2 separate regions of the Homo sapiens genome follow, and region 1 is linked to region 2. A link is a contact called in ENCODE Hi-C or POLR2A ChIA-PET data. All regions are on one chromosome and are shown on one strand. The core of a region is the stretch at or near the end of the contact, and the rest is flanking DNA. Distances in the headings are between cores, read along the strand shown.

The links. A loop is a pair of places that touch in the nucleus more often than their neighbours do. ChIA-PET counts read pairs that join two places held with the same protein, here RNA polymerase II (POLR2A). Pooled maps may share reads with other maps.
Region 1: a loop to region 2 is called in a pooled map, with 2.5 times the contacts of the local background. The contact joins two enhancer-like sites. A Hi-C loop is called at or near these places in 1 of 168 maps with a recorded cell type or tissue (upper lobe of right lung), 1 of 37 single-sample maps with no recorded cell type and 1 of 50 pooled maps. POLR2A ChIA-PET finds 5 or more read pairs at or near these places in 6 of 52 experiments (A549, HCT116, HEK293 and 3 more).

Annotation. Positions count from the first base shown.
Region 1 is chr7:129,070,129-129,075,786 of GRCh38, forward strand. No RefSeq gene overlaps it. Among named protein-coding and RNA genes, the nearest start is that of TNPO3, 18 kb to the left of the region's middle. RefSeq lists an enhancer at 2,608-2,717. Within about 2 kb of position 2,708, at least 4 of the 41 ENCODE cell types and tissues checked have a DNase peak (open chromatin) inside an H3K27ac peak, as active enhancers do.
Region 2 is chr7:128,882,393-128,887,578 of GRCh38, forward strand. KCP (kielin cysteine rich BMP regulator) reads right to left here. Exons shown (of 40, transcript NM_001366122.1): 23 at 4,823-4,908; 24 at 4,484-4,574; 25 at 4,263-4,345; 26 at 4,072-4,165; 27 at 2,705-2,878; 28 at 2,389-2,471; 29 at 1,610-1,730. Among named protein-coding and RNA genes, the nearest start is that of SPMIP1, 19 kb to the left of the region's middle. RefSeq lists a silencer at 1,243-1,537 and enhancers at 1,283-1,392, 1,843-2,102, 2,327-2,926. Within about 2 kb of position 1,384, at least 3 of the 41 ENCODE cell types and tissues checked have a DNase peak (open chromatin) inside an H3K27ac peak, as active enhancers do.

The sequences.
Region 1 (5,658 bases), core at 1,458-3,957, 190 kb after region 2:
ATTTTTTTGCAGAGACAAGATCTTCCTATGTTACCCAGGCTGGTCTTGAACTGAACTCAAGCAATCCTCCCGCCTCAGCCTCCCAAAGCACTGGGAGTACAGGCATGAGGCACCATGCCCAGCTGGCTCTTCATTTCTTTTTTCTTTCTTTCTTTCTTTTTTTTTGTGAGATGGAGTCTTGCTCTTGTCACCCCAGGCTGGAGTGCAATGGCGTGATCTTAGCTCACTGCAACCTCCGTCTCCTGGGTTCAAGCGATTCTCCTGCCTTAGCCTCTGGAGCAGCTGAGACTACAGGTGCCCGCCACCATGCCCAGCTAATTTTTGTATTTTTAGTAGAGACAGGGTTTCATCATGTTGGCCAGGCTGGTCTTGAACTCCTGACCTCAAGTGATCCAACCACCTCAGCCTCTCAAAGCGCTGGGATTACAGGCGTGAGCCACCACACCCGGCCAGCTTTTCAGTTCTTATATGACCAATTGTTATTTGCTTAGGACTGAGGGGTTTTCCAGGACATGTGATTTTCTTTTTTTTTTTTTCTTTTTTTTTTTTGAGACGGAGTCTCACTCTGTCGCCCAGGCTGGAGTGCAGTGGTGCCATCTTGGCTCACTGCAAGCTCCGCCTCCAGGGTTCATGCCATTCTCCTGCCTCAGCCTCCCTAGTAGCTGGGACTACAGGTGCCCACCACCACGCCCGGCTAATTTTTTGTATTTTTAGTAGAGACGGGGTTTCATCGTGTTAGCCAGGATGGTCTCAATCTCCTGACCTCGTGATCCACCCGCCTTGGCCTCCCAAAGTGCTGGGATTATAGGCATGAGCCACCGCACCAGGCCTGACATGAGATTTTCAGCGCCAAATGCAGGGAAGTCCTAGGCAAACACAGATGATTGGTCATCCTAGATTTTCTTGTAGTGTCTTCCCTAAGAGATAAAATTTTTTTTTTTCTGTTTCCCTCATGCCTTTTCTGGGATCTAGGCCTTCCCAGCCCAGCCTTCCTCCATTTAGGGATATACTAGGAAAAGCCTGGAGGAAGTTGCTGATGCAAGCCGGATCACCTGAGTTCCTCCCTGGGAATTTGCAACTGGAACTAGATGCCCGTCTCAGGTTGCCTTGTGCTCCAAAAGAGTTTTTTTGTTGTTGTTTGTTTGTTTTTGTTTTTTTGAGATGGAGTCTTGCTCTGTCACCCAGGCTGGAGTACAGTGGTGAGATCTCGACTCACCGCAGCCTCCGCCTCCCAGGTTCAAGTGATTCTCTGCCTCAGCCTCCTGAGTAGCTGGGATAACAGGTGTCTGCAACCACGCCCAGCTAATTTTTGTATTTTTAGTAGAGATGGGGTTTCACCATGTTGGCCACGCTGGTCTCAAACTCGTGGCCTCAAGTGAGCCGCCCGCTTTGGCCGCCCAAAATGCTAGGATTACAGGTGTAAGCCACCATACCCGGCCCCAAAAGAGATTTCAACTTAGGAATTGTCTGTGGTCATTTTCTACCGTGAAGACTTTTGCAGGGATGTGGAGGTGAATGGTCAGTGGAAGACAGCTTGTCTGCAACAAGAGAGGAAACGCACATGCAGAGCAGAGGTGAGATGGAAACTTTCCCCAATTTCCCGCAGTGGTCTGGGCCAGGGATTCTCAGATGTGAGCCTCCATCACCAGCACCTGGAGAGTTTGTCAAAACACAGATTGCTAAACTGGGCACGCTGGCTCACCCCTGTAATCCCAGCGTTTTAGGAGGCCAAGGTGGGTGGATCACCTGAGGTCAGGAGTTTGAGACCAGCCTGGCCAACATGGCAAAATCCCGTCTCTACTAAACAAAAATTAGCTGGGCATGGTGGTGGGCACCTGTAATCCCAGCTACCTGGGAGGCTGAGGCAAGAGAATCACTTGAACCCAGGAGGCAGAGGAGGTTGCAGTGAACTGAGATTACGCTGCTGCGCTCCAGCCTGGGTGACAGAGCGAGACACTGTCTCAAGGAAAAAAAGAAAGAAAGAAAGAAAGAAAAAAAAACCCCACAGTCTGCTGAGTCCCACTGCTAGAGTTTCTGAGTCACGAGGCCTGGGGTGTGGCCCAAGGATCTGCTTTTCTAAGGAATTCCCAGGTGGTACCGACACTACAGGTTAGGGGCTTGACTAATGGTGAGGACCCCTGCTCTGGGCCAGAGGGCTGAACCAGAGAGCTTAGTTCAGCATCCTCCCCAGAGTCCCCACCCAGCCTGTGAGCATCCAGCAGGCCCAGTCCCTGTCTTTGGGTTACATGAGTCTGTATCTTTCTAACAAATTCTCCCTTTTTTCCCCTAAACAGCTTAATTGTGATATAATTCACACACCATACTTAATTGTGATATAATTCACACACCATACAATTCACCCACTTAAAGTATTACAACTCAGTGGTTTCTAGTATATTCACAGAAATGTGCAACCATCACCACAGTCCATTTAAAAAGGAAGGAAATGTTGACACATGCAACAATACGGATGAACCGAGGACATTATACTAGTGAAATAAACCAGTCGGAAAAAGACAAATATTATTTGGTTCCACTCATAGGAGGTAACTAGAATAGTCAGATTCACAAAAACAAAGTAGAATGGCAGTTGCCAGGGGCCGAGGGGAGGGGAAAATGGAGAGTTGATTTGTACAGAGTTTCAGTTTTGCAAGATGAGGGAGTTCTGAGGACTGGCTGCACAGCGATGTTGTAACCACATTACACCAATCTGGTTCAACTTCTATGTAGCAAAGTTGTGAGTTGTTTTTCAGTGGTCATGGCCCTGCAGGTTGGAGGGGGCAATGCCCGGATGAACATCGTGTGCAACCATGAATGGGAACTAAGTGCTCGGACCAAGGAACCAGGCTGAATTAAGAAGCAAACACCAGGCTGGGCGCTGGTGGTGTACGCCAGTAACCCCAGCACTCTGGGAGACCGAGGCAGAAGGATTACTTGAGCCCAGGAGTTCGAGACCAGCCTGGGCAACATGGTGAGATCCCATCTCTAAAATAAAAAATAAAAATAAAAATAAAAGCAGACACCATGGCAGGACCCATGATCCAATCAGATTGAGCTCTGGGGTGACCCTATGGCAGGATCTAGTCAGATCACTCCTCATTACCCTATGCTAATTAAAATCCAACCCAGCCTCCAGCTCCAGGAGACAGATTTGAACATTTCTTCCTGTCTCTTTGTCTGTCAACTCACAAACCTTTCTCACTGCAAAAACTGTGTGTTTTGGTGTTTGGCTTTCTGTTGCATGCTGGCAAATGGACCCAGTTTTGGTTTGCTGACAATGCGAATATACTTAACACTGAACTGTACATTTAGAAATTGTGAAGATAGTGAATTTTATATTATACCTTTTTTTATTTTGCCACAATAAAAAGTAATTTTCTCTGTCTTTTTTTTTTTAAAGACATATGGCCTCTGTCACCCAGGCTGGAGTGCAGTGGTGTAGTCATAGCTCACAGCAGCCTTGAACACCTGGGCTGAAGCCATCCTCCCACCTCAGCTTGCCAAGTAGCTGGGATTACAGGCATGAGCCACTGTGCCTGGCAAAAGTTATTTAAAAACTTTTTTAATGTCTTTTAAAAGGAGACTTTCTGATGTGGTCAAAGGAAGCAGTTGGTATCCAGATTCAGCTGAACTTAATACACTTCCTTGGTTTAATTTATGGAAATATTTATATAGTTCCCATTTAATTATCCTCCAAGGACATGTCTGCTCAGAGGATCATCCTAGTTCTCTGGCCAACAATAAACAGGAACTGAGACAGAGTGATGGACGATATGACTCTTAGTGTTTCTGTCATGGCACATTGGCCTTTATGGGTCATTGCCCATGTGTTCCAGGATTTAGGATGAATTTTAATATGTCACTCTGCGTGGGCTACGGATTGGGTTTTATTAGGGAAAGTGAAATCTTACAAGGCTGGGTCAACAAGCAAAGGGGAAGCAGGAGTCTCCCATTCTATTCTCCGTCCCATAGAGAAGTATGTGAAGGTCAGGGTCTCAGCTGGATCTGCAGGATAGGTCCATGTTCTGCTGTATTAGTTAGGGAATAAATGTAAGAAACCAGTCTGTGAGTAGGGAACACATGAGTGGTTTGGGTGCTGGGCAGCTTGGATGTAGGGTGCCAGGGGTTCAGAGGAGATGGGAGGAATTCCTGCTTCCCAGTATTTGGAGACCTTGGGCCTGTGGGAAGGTGCAGTCACCCTGTGTGAGGAGGGAGTCTGCCCATGCTGTGGAGGCTGAGCTCCTTCCACCAGGAATAGGCTTACTTGCAGTTCCAGCTGGCTGGCCCAGGTAACCTTGAATGAGCTTCCAGAGCAGCTTCCAGGCAATTCTGCTCATTTCACCACAGTTTCTGAATTCAAAAATAAATAAAAAACACATTTGTCCTATTTGGTGTTCTTTGTTTTCTATGACTCTGCTGCTTTCCTCTTGAAGAATCACTAATTTGCCTACTATAACTGCCTATGTGTGGTCTCCTTTTCAAAAGGCAGCTCTAGGATTGCTTGAGCCTGGGAGGTCCAGGCTGCAGTGAGCTGTGATTGCGCCACTGCACTCCAGCCTGGATAACAGAGCAAGACCCTGTGTCAATAAATAAATAGTTAAGTAAAAAGCAGTTCTTATGAGGGATATGAACAGGCTCCTAAAGAAACACAAAAGACTAATAGATACATGAAAAGATGTTAAGCCTCACCAGTAGTCAATGAAAATGCAAGTAAAGAGCAAAATGGCAGCACTTTTCAATTATATTGGAAACAGTTTGCATATTGAAAAAGATTTGTCTATGTTATCAAGGTTGTGCGGGAAAGGGTGTCATCTTGGAGTGCTGAGGGGAATTCTAGCAATCTATGCCAAAATTTTGAATATCTGTAACCTCTGACCCTCAAAACTACATTCCTAGGAATTTATTCCAACTAGGTAATCTGACAAGTGAGCAATGATAGATGTACAAGATTATTTGACAATGTATTGCCCACATAAGTGAAAAATGGAAACACTATGTACACCTATGGACAGGTAGTTAAATTCTGAAACATCCACAGAGTGAAATACTATGCAGTCATGACAAAGAATGATGCATACTACCATATGCCACCAATTCTAAAATGATTATTTTATGCTTTTTCACAGTTGTTACATTCCATGGCATATCGCAGTTTATTTGGCAGCATTTTTTTCTTTCTTAATGGCACCTAAACTTATAGGGCATTTAACAGGTGATAGCATATTATGTTTCATGAAATATTGTATATTTGCTGACATACGGCTGAGTGGAAAATGGCCTCTCTAACCATATGTAATGTGGTTCCAGTTACATGCAAATTTTAAGATATGTTTATATTGGCAGGGTGTGGTGGCTCACACCTGTAATTCCAGCACTTTGGGAATCTGAGGTGGGTGGATCGCGAGGTCAGGAGTTCGAGACCAGCCTGGCCAATATGGTGAAACCCCATCTCTATTAAAAAATACAAAAATTAGCCAGGCGTGGTGGCATGTGCCTAGAGTCCCAGCTACTCGGGAGGCTGAGGCAGGAGAATCGCTTGAACCCGGGAGGCAGAGGTTGCAGTGAGCTGAGATCATGCGACTGCACTGCAGCCTGGGTGACAGAGTGAGACTCTGTCTCAAAAAAAAAAAAAAAAGATATTTTTATATTTATACATGC
Region 2 (5,186 bases), core at 134-2,633:
TCGAATCCTGATGCCAGCACTCAGTGCCTGTGCTTATTAGGTTGGATTAATCCACCTCTCTGAGCCTCAGTTTCTTAATCTGTAAAAAGAGATTAATAATACTTCCCTCACTGGGTAACTATGAAAATGAAGCGAGAGACTTTATTAAGAGCACCAAGTACAGTCTGTGGCATGGAACAGGTGCTTAATCAATGTTAGTCTTCTTCCCTTCCCCTGAAGCACCCCCTAGCAAGTGTTGATCAGAGCAGCCCTCCCTGATGGATGCCAGGGATGACTGCACAGCATTATGAACGTATTTAATACCACAAACTGTACACTTAAAAATGGTTAGGATTGTACATTTTAGTGTCTTACCACCATAAAAAACAAACAAACAAACAAACAAACAAAAAACAGAAAAGTCGGCGAGGTGGCTCACACCTGTAATCCAGCTCTTTCGGAGGCTGAGGCGGGTGGATCACCTGAGGTCAGGAGTTCGAGACCAGCCTGGCCAACATGTTAAAACCCCATCTCTACTAAAAATACAAAAATTAGCCAGGCTTGATGGCGCATGCCTATAATCCCAGCTACTCGGGAGGCTGAGGCAGGTGAATCCCTCGAATCCAGAGGTTGCAGTGAGCCGAGATTGTGCCACCGCACTCCAGCCTGTGCGACAAAGCGAGACTCCGTCTCAAAAAAACCAAAACCCAAATAAAAAAACCAAATTGGAGAAAATAGGATTATCATTAAAAAAAAAAGTATGTTTTTTCTTTCTTTTTTTTTTTTTGAGACAGAATCTCGCTCTGTTGCCAGGTTGCAGTGTAGTGGCACCATCTCAGCTCACTGCAACCTCTGCCTCCCGGGTTCAAGCTATCCTCCTGCCTCAGCCTCCCGAGTAGCTGGGACTACAGGCATGCCCCATCATGCCCAGCTAATTTTTGTATTTTTAGTAGAGACGGGGTTTCACCATGTTGGCCAGGATGGTCTCGATCTCTTGACCTTGTGATCCTCCCACCTTGGCCTCCCAAAGTGCTGGGATTACAGGCGTGAGCTACCAACCTCGGCCTGTTTTTTCTATGTAAGGATAACGTTCACCTGTATTGCAAAGGTAGGTTATCATTTCAGTGTTGGTATAGGACCAGAAACAGAAAAAAATTCCCTCCACAACAAATGTAAAATGGCTGTGTTAGGTAAACAACTATTAAATCCAGGAGACAGAAATTGGCCATCTTTCAATATTTGTAATAAAAATAAAACTGTTTCTTTACTTTTCCCCCCAATCTTAATAAATTTTTACTCTAACAACGACAACAAAAAAAGCTCGCCCACCCCTGTGGCTGGGCTACCCCCTGCCTGCCTGGGCCTCACGTCTCAGCACAACTGTCGCCCTGCAGCGCCACCTGCTGGCCAAGATGCTCCACAAACTGCACCCAGCTGCGGAGAGGCAAAGGGTTCCTGTCAGCTTCCCCAGTTCCCTTAGGGATGGTGCAGCCCTCGCCGGCCAGGCATAGGGTTCCAGAACAGTCCACTGGAGTCAGGAAGAATCTGGGGCTGGGACTGGTGAGGAAGGGCGGCAGGGGGTGGCAGCCCTAACCTCATATCTCATCTACCCCCACATCCCTGGACTCACCGGCACAGGTGGGACAGCAGTGCTGGGGCCCAGGGGGCAGGAGCTGGCTGGGGGGGCAGCCCACCAGGCTGGGACACTGCCGCCGGTGACAGCGAAGGCTGGGAGGCCCCTCAGGCTGTGGCTACAAGAATGAGTGAGCAGCGGTGGGTCCTGGGCCACAAAAACCCAGAGCTGCCCTTGGCCGGGACTTCCGGCCCCTCCCTCTGCCTGCTGCAGCCTCTTCCGGGACATGTCTTGGGCCCTGAACTCAAGGCTGAAGAGAGACTCAGTGTCTTCTAGACGTGCTCCTCACCCCATGCCCTAGTCTCTGAGATGATGTCTCCTTCTCCTTTAAGTCACTTGGGCCTGAGCCCTCATGTGACCTTTGATCCTCCGGCAGGCTCATGCCATCCTCCTCCCCAGGCCCATGGCTTAGTACCCTGACCTGTGATGTCATTTGCCTGCTCCAAGCCCTTCCATGGCCTTGCAAATAGAATCTCCACAATATGACCCCTAGCCACGTCCCAGGTGGCTCTCCGGCCATACACACCCGCCCTGCACTGCAGCCAGGGGGGCCACCTACGGCCTCCTGCACACTTGGAACCTGCGCTCCTTGTCTAAACCCAGACCTCCTGGCCCTGTTGGCCCCAACCCTGCCTTGTCTCCTGGCCACAGGGATACACTCCTTTGGCCCCCAGAGTGCCTGCTCCATGCAGTGACCAGCTTGGCTGGGCCTCATCCCATGCTGCCCACTCCCCCCCGACGAGGTGCCCCAGCCCCACCACTGTGCCCTCACCTACCTCGCAGATGCACACTTCACAGGGGTCTGCCCCAGGCTGGAAGCTCTCCCCAGGCTCGTACTTCCGGCCCTCATGCTCACAGTCTTTGGGGTGGAGTGAGAGCAGAACGGGACCAGGGGTCCTTCAGGCTGGCAGCGAGGCAGGGGTGGAGTCCTCTATCTCCAGCCTCCCCCTGATCCCAGGGAGTGGAGTGTGCACAAGGACGGAGGCCACTTCTCCAACTGCCTGTCTCTGCCACCCGGCCCAGCAGCGGCAGGGAGGTGTGGGCCCAGGGCTCCCTCCTCGCCTTTCCCCTCCCGCCCCAGGCTTCCAGTACCAGAGCATTGAGGACAGCAGTCATGGGGCCCTTGGCGGGGCTGGGCGCAAGAGCTGATGCACTGGATGCGTGCACAGGTGACGACGCCCTCGTGACACACACAGGAGGAGCAGGCACTGTCGGGGGGCACCCATCTACTGCCTTCGGGGTGCTCTTCCCCATGAGCCAGGCAGCCTGTGGTGCAAAGTGGGCAGGGACGAGCTCGGAGGTTGAGATCTGGACATCTGCTCCTGGCCCCCACCCTCAGTGGTCAGCTAGGCACGTGGCGCCAGGAGTGAGTTTGCAGGGATATGGCGGGAAGGTGCGATGGGGCAGAACTCCTGTCTGTTGTGGAGGGGAAAGGCACTGGGAGGGGTTCAGAACACCTGGGTTCTAATCCTGTTCTGTTCCTACCTGCTCTCAAGACCAAGCTCCAGGCAGCAGGCACTGCCCAGTGCAGCCCGCACCGGCCACAGACCTGGCATGCAGCAGCTGTGTCATAAATGCATGTGGACCAGGTGAATGGCTCCATCGCTAACCATGTGCCCAAGGTAACTCAGTCTCTCCGGGCCTCAGTCTCCTCATCTGTTAAATGGGGATTTCCTCTGTCCTGCCTCCCTCCCAGAGCAAGTGAAATGCTATGACAGTTCTGTGGTTCTGTAGAAACACCACCACACTGCGCAGGGTGTGGGACGAGGGGGCAGTGGGCAGGCTAAGAAAGGCTCAAGTTCAGAGCCAGATGGTCCAAGTGTCCATCTTGACTCTGCCACCTTCTCTACCTCTCTGTACCTCCACTTTCTCGTCTGTAAAATAGGAGGACTAAGAGTGCTTATCTGGTAAGTTGTTGTGCTGATTAAATGAGATAATACACGTAAAGTGCTCAGGGCCTGGCACATGCTACCTGCTCACTGAATGTCAGGTATCTTGATGATGATGATGATGGTGGTGATGATGATGATGATGATGAATGGGGTGTGGTTAGGAAGAGGGGCAGCTTTTTGTTTTATTTTTTAGACAGAGTCTTCTTTGTTGCCCAGGCTGGAGCACAGTGGTGCAAATGCAGCTCACTGCAGCCTCAAACTCCTGGGTTCAAGTGATCCTCCCACCTTGGCCTCCCAAAGTGCTGGGATTGCAAATGTGAGCCGCTGCACCCAGCCCAAGACAGGCAGCTTTGAGGGAACTCTAACCAGCACCTGGAAGAGGGATGGTCTGGGCAGTCCCGGACAGGGAGAGGTAGGAGAAGCTGAAGGTGGCAAGGGTGTATGCAAGGGCCAGTTGTTGGGGCAGGGAGGTGGGAGAAGAGCTGGCTGAGGGGAGGGAGGTGGGGTGGACAGAGGGACACAGGGCCAAGGGGCTGAAGCAAGGGGTAGGGCTACAGGCGGCCATACCTCTGCAGCGAGGGCAGCAGCTCCCCCGCTCGGTGACCTGGAGCTTGCAGGGAAGGGGTGGGCACTGCAGCCGCACACAGCTGACCTGGCCAGCCTGTAGGAGATGCAGGGACACTGGCTCGCTGCCTAGGCTGGGGCCCAGAGGTGCTATGGTCCAGCTGTCACTCCACACCCCCCACCTCCTGCTATACCTGACAGCGACACCACTCACAGCTGCCTGCTGGTCCCTCAAACTCCTCCCCATCCTGGTGCTCCCGGCCCTGAGAGAGACAGCCTGTGGGGGACACACCTCCTGGGTGGGGGGCCTGTGCCACCCTGCCCTGCTCGGCCCAGCCTTAGGCCTGGCAGGAAGGGAAGGGGGAGGGAGAGGCGGGGAAGGGCATGGGGGCCGCGCATGAGGAAGGCAGCTCACTGTGGCAAACAGGGCAGAAGCAGGGGCCTGGAGAGGGGTGGGGGCAGAGAGCTGGGGGACATGGCTTCTTCTGGCAGCGCATGGAACCTTCCTGGGGGAGAGAGGCCCATCACACCCTCAACTGGACTGCACATTTCCCCAGGGCTGGAGCCCCTACTGAGCCTGCAGGGGCCCAAACACCCTCCCTTGGCCCGGGACACCTGAGCCCAGTCCTGTCCCATGAGATGTGAAGGGCAGAGTGTAGCCCTTGCCACCTGAGTGGAGGAGACAGCCTCTTCCTGGCCAGAGAGGAGTATCAAGGGAGGAAAGGTTACCAAGGTCCTAAAGGGGCTGCCTCACCTGGCAGGTGCAGAGGGAGCAGGTAGGGTCAAGTGGGTCAGGAAGGGTCTCTCCGGAGGCAGTAGTGACGCCATGGTAGCGGCATCCTGGCAGAGCGGGGAGTCCAACAGAAGAGCTGCCATCAACAGAACCTCCACTGTCACACACACACACAGCCCCTCCCCCTCCACACATACACAGCCACAGCCACAGACACACACATAGCCACACACACACATACCCATATACACAGCCACACCCACAACCACATACACACACACAGCCACACACATACATACACGCATATACACACAGCAGGTGGGAGTGCAACAGAAAACCTGCCATCAACAGAACTGCCACTGTCACATACACACACAGCCCCTCC